2 separate regions of the Homo sapiens genome follow, and region 2 is linked to region 1. A link is a loop called in an ENCODE intact Hi-C map of the cell type or tissue named here. Cell type or tissue: PC-3. All regions are shown on one strand. Links, peaks and the distances in the headings refer to the core of each region. The heading gives the core; the rest is flanking DNA. Region 1 has its middle 27 kb from the start of CT83. Region 2 has its middle 110 kb from the start of KLHL13.

What was found. A loop is a pair of places that touch in the nucleus more often than their neighbours do. Peaks named below come from ENCODE experiments on the same cell type or tissue, not always from the same donor. Only the 100,000 strongest peaks of a DNase experiment are listed, where the experiment ranks them.
Region 2: it touches region 1 in a loop (6-fold over the local background); 2 of 110 quality-filtered maps call a loop at or near these places.

The regions. Positions count from the first base shown.
Region 1 is chrX:116,488,748-116,491,578 of GRCh38, forward strand. No RefSeq gene overlaps it. Among named protein-coding and RNA genes, the nearest start is that of CT83, 27 kb to the left of the region's middle. In PC-3, for the core only: a CTCF peak has its summit at 1,548 (motif pointing right); no DNase peak of the experiment used is centred there.
Region 2 is chrX:118,224,756-118,227,586 of GRCh38, forward strand. No RefSeq gene overlaps it. Among named protein-coding and RNA genes, the nearest start is that of KLHL13, 110 kb to the left of the region's middle. In PC-3, for the core only: a CTCF peak has its summit at 1,466 (motif pointing left); a DNase peak (open chromatin) is centred at 716; H3K4me3 peaks cover 721 bases; H3K27ac peaks cover 1,083 bases.

The DNA of each region.
Region 1 (2,831 bases), core at 299-2,798:
TATTTGTGAAAATGGTTTGCTACCTCCAGTAATCTGGACAGTAAGTTCATGCCCTTACATTTGTTTAGTATTTCTATGCTTTACAAAGCATCTTCATTTACATGATTTCATTTAATTTTCCCAAAAGCCCTCCGTAGTAGATAGGACAGGTGTAATTCCCATTTTGCAGTTGAGTAAGGTGATGTAGATTATTTAATCGCTTTGATTAAGGTCTCAGAATTAGTTAACTAGGAACCTGATCTCCTGATTCCAGTTTCCCTCATTATACTGCCTCCATATATGTATCTTCAAATAGCAGAGAATTGCTACTTATTATACGGTTTTAGCTTTCCATTCCTGTGTAGAGAAGGTGAATAAATGGAGATGCCTTGGCAGCATTTTGCAGATATGCTAAGTATGTTAATGTGTTCATAAGTAGTTGAAAAATGTAATTCTATAACTTCATCATGATTGATAGTGTCATTTTGTTCTTGTGTACTTTTCAGTTTTTCAAGTACATGTAATAAGTAACAGTCTTGGTTGGTTGTTTTATTGGGTACTCACATGCTGTTTGAGAGGACCCCATTCATAGTCTTTTTGAAAATTTTTACCCTAGTAGTCCTTTTTTCATTTAGGTTTAAGTTTAGCTGTAGCAGAGATTCAGAATAGCAATAACTTAAAAAAACAATACAGTTGATTATAAGACAGGCAGTCTGGCACATGGAGGAGAAATTCATAAATCTATTGGGGAATATAGATTTGTTATATACAGTTTCTTTTTCATCCTCAACGTATATCTTCAACTTCATTGTCCAAAATGTTTGCTGAACTGCTCTCAGCTACGACACTTGCGGAAAAAGTAAAGAAGGACATGCCTCCTCCCTTTTAAGTACATTTCCCAAACATTGTGTATGGTGCCACTTTCATTTTACTGGCGAGAGTATAGTTACATGGCCAAAGCTCACTGCAAAGGAAGCTAAGAAATACTATGTTTATTCTAAGTGGCCAATATGCTCAACCAAAATTTATGGTATACTACCAAGGAGAAAAGGAATGAGTATTGTGGGGATATAGCTCAATCTTTGTGGATATCTATCACCCTTCTTTAGAAGGGGATTTAGATTTAGTTTCAGGATACCAACTCCTATTTTTGCCAATAAATTGCAATGAACTCGCTCAATTGTAAGAACTTCAGCTGATATTTGAAAATTGGAGAAAAAGAGGAGGAGAATAGCAATCTGTTTTTTTCAGAATACCACCTGTTTTCCTCTTCAAACACCTTCATTGGAATTGTCTATAAATAGTTCTTCTCTGTCTATTGTTACTCTCCCAGAACAAGGCCAGACTACATCGTGCCTATTCAAGGCCATGCAACAGGATGCACTGCATTAACCATTAATGTCTTGACATTTTCCCTATTAATTTACATAATTTTGAACTGACTGATATAAAAACAGAACATAACAAGTTCATCCCATGAGATTAAATTCAGACACAAAAACTGAATTAAACTGAATTAAAAATGAAGAAACATATTGAAAATTTTCTTTCTGATCACATATTCTCTAGTTTACCAACAGAGGGCTCTGTAGGTTTATTTTATTTTTTGGTTGCTCTGTACTTTTCAATTACAGCTTCCTTACATTTGGAAGTACACCATATTATCCAGGGTCAAATAAATAATTGTTATATTGTGTCTGTGAAATATACCATAGATCATTGATCTATAACACCAGAACCCTCAAGTCACTTGTGGATTAATATAATTAACATAGTATTTAATAGTTAATATAAATTAGCATGGTATTTTGCTGAGGACATGCTACTTAAAATTAATTATATGTAAAATTATATATAAAATTAATTATATATTTATATATATATATTCTGGAAAATATTAACAGACTCAGAAAAGAAATTGCTTTTAGCTTTTTTCCTCAGAATGAACTACATGTTCAGTTTAAATTGAGACTTTAACAATTCATTACGTCTATCACTGAAACATTGAAATGCTAACTTGAAAATTTTCTTAAAATATAATTTTCAACCTAGTCATAACTTTTAAGAATAGAAAAAATAAAATTTTAAAAATTGTTCTTAATATCAGTTGGAAATTTAAGTGAAATATATGGTTTTTCTAGTAACATCTATACTTCACTTTTCTAAAAATAATTTTTTACATTTAAAAAATTTATTTTTTATTTTTATGAATACATAATAGTTTTACATGTGATATTTTGATACAAGCATGCAATGTATAATGATGAAATCAAAGAAAGTAGAAAAGCTATCACCTCAAGCATTTGTCATTTATTTGTGTTAGGAACGTCCTGATTTCACTCTCCCAGATATTTTGAAATATATAGAACGTTATTGTTATCTATACTCGCCCTATTGTTCTACCAAACACTATATCTTACTTTTTCAATCTAACTGTATTTTTGTACTCATTAACCGGTCCCTCTTTATTCCCCCTTACCCACTACCCTTCCCAGCCTCTGGTAACCATCCTTCTACTCTCTATTAGATCAATAGTTTTTTTGGCTTCCACACATGAGTGAGGACAAGCAATATTTGTTTTTCTGTGCCTGGCTTATTTTAACTATCACAATTTCCTCTAGTTTCATCCATGCTGCTGCAAATAATAGGCTTTTATTTCTTTTTAAGGCTAAATCCTATTGTGTATATCTTTTTTAATCCATTCATCCATTGATGAGCACTAGGTTGATTCCATATCTTGGCTATTGTGAATAGACCTGCAATAAACATGGGAGTGCAGATATCTATTTGACACACTAGTTTCCTTTATTTTGGATATATTATACCCACCTGTGGGATTGCTGGACCATATG
Region 2 (2,831 bases), core at 325-2,824, 1.7 Mb after region 1:
TAAATGTATTTACTTATTTTTACTGCTTGGGATTTGCACCATATGCATGTATTTGTTATTCAAAACTTATTTAAAAGTGATGAAAGTTTAAAAATCCCTTAAAAAGTAGATATATGGGAGAGTAATAGTTTAAAATATCCATGTTCCAACAAGCTTTGGATCAGTGTATGAAAGCTTAAGCCGGCAGATAGAGGGCAAGGTCACTGATTTTTTGAATATAGAAAGAGAATGTTAAGCTATCAAAGTTAAACAATGATCTGAGAGCATCTGTAAGTTAGGAGAGAAGAAAACCCACATAGCCCTACAAATATAAAATAACATTCAACCAAGATTCATGAATAGAAAAAGAAGAAAACTTAAAAAGTTATACTGTACCTTAAGAAAGAATATAAGTATGTTACCTGAAAAAATCTCCTGACACTAATGACAGAGATATAATAAGAGGAATTAAGGAGGTAACAATAAAAATTCAACTTTCCATTGTATTGGGATACGATCACGTTATTAGAAGCTCTGGTCCAATTTTTTGATAGGGGATTCAAGCTCTGTCTATAACCAAGGGGAAGTCTTGGGCAATTTGTGGTCAGGTATGCCACAGAAGAATCAGTGACTACTTTTCTTCCCTGGGAATCGGCCCAGCACACACACACACACACACACACACACACACACACACACGCCCCACAGTTCAGCAAGAAGCCCTTTCCTTTTTTTGTTGTTGCTTTTATTTCTCACTGCTTTTCTGCTCTCTTGACGCCAATGCCATGCAGATGAGTCATCTGACAACATCATTGACTTTAACTTTTGTTATTTATGATCTTTATTACAGTCTTACCCTTCACTGCTCCACTAACAGACCCACCCATTTTGCCCCAGGAGCAAACCAAAAGAAATTTGATTTAAAAGGGAAACTGTAGTCAATCAGAGCCATGCTGATCCGTTTAAGAACAGTGAACAGACAGGATCTAGGGAAAATTACATAAACCTTCTAAATAAGTAAATTAAATATCACTCAAGACACAATGGCTTCTCTCAAATGAACACTAAGAAGGCAGCCAGAAACAGGTTTTAGGAAGAGCCACAAAAATGATCCAACTTAACGCAAAACCAGTAAAGCAAATTCCCTTGTGGTGGGTAGACTGCTGAGAAGCTTTCTGGGTGAGGTGTTATTCAAAAGTTCAAAAAGTACAGGGTAAGCCACAGGACACTGGGAAATACCCAGAATGCCCTCCGTGTGCCACCATAAGCTATTTAAAAGAGCTGGCTATATTTGGTCTCATGAGACCACAGACTAAGTCTAGATTTTCACACATATATTCCAAAACCAAGTCATATGAAATGTTTATTGTACCTTGTCTGCATTTTACATGTAAATTATCGTATGGTTTCTACAATGGTTTGCTTTTCAGTTTTATCAGGAATGCTACCTGAGTAGAAGGTTGAAGCAGAGTAGGAGCCTTGACATTGTCTCTCCTGACATCTAGTGGATGGATACCAGATACCACAGTAATTATAATATTTTCAAAGGATTAATTTTGAGTATGATGGATATTTCTCTCTCTCTGTCTTTCATATGCTTTTCAAAAATGATCAAAGTTTTTTTTAATCATGTTTAAAGGTAGAAAGCAAAACTAAACCCCTACTGAATTACACATACATACTGGTCTGTCATATCCACCCAACGTTTTTCTTTTTTTCTTCTTCTTTTTATTTCCTTTTCTTTCTTTCTTTCTTGAGACAGGATATCACTCTGTCACCCAGGCTGGAGTGCAATGGTATGATCTCAGCTCACTGCAGCCTCCGCCTTCTGGGTTCAAGTGATTCTCGTGCCTCAACCTCCAGAGTAGCTGGGATTATAGTCGTGCACCACCAAACCCGGCGAATTTTTGTATTTTTAGTAGAGACAGAGTTTCGCCATGTTGGCCAGGCTGGTCTCGAATTCCTGGCCACAAGCAATCCACCTGCCTTGGCCTCCCAAAGTGCTGGGATTACAGGTGTTCACCACCATGCCCGGCCTACAGCCATGTTTTTCTATTTTTCCTTAGGATGACCCCGTAATTCCACAGACTCACTTTTTGTAGGCATCCAAGACAGCAAGGCCTGGTGATGAAAAGCATGGATTCTGTATTCATTTTCTGTAGTTGATGGAGCAAACTATTACAAACTCAGTGGCTTAAAACAATACACATTTATTACCTTACACTTCTGAGGTCAGAAGTCCTAAAAAATCATGGTGTCAGTCCAGCTGCATTCCTTCTGGAAGCTCTAAGAGAAAATACAGTTTCTCACCCTTTCTGGCTTCTAGAGGCTGCCCACATTCCTTGGCTCCTGGCTCCATTTCTCCACCTTCATACTTCAGGATACATATCTTAGTCAGTGACCCAACCTTCAATGACACGACAGTATTTGTTTGTCTCGGATCAATGTCCAGCTTGCAATGATCAATTAAATTATAAGAACATTTCCGGGGGCAGAGGCATTGCTCTGCAAGAGAAAATGATCTTTAGCCCCTAGAAGATGTGTTTGTTACTCAATATTTTTTAGGTATATTGGGCATTATATAGGGGTTCAGGAAATCTGGCTCCTAATTCTAGATCTTTTATTTATCTGGGCACTTAGATGGAGTATACAGTGGTATATAAAGACACCCGGAGAATTACCACCTAATTTCCAATCTCCCCTAATTATTTATTTTCCCCAGCTTTATTGAGGTATAATTGACAAATTAAATTGTATATATTTAAGGTGTACAATGTGATGCTTTTCCCTAATTTTTTTTGTAGAGATAGTGTCTCGCTTTGTTGCCCAGGCTGGTCTTGAATTCCTGGACT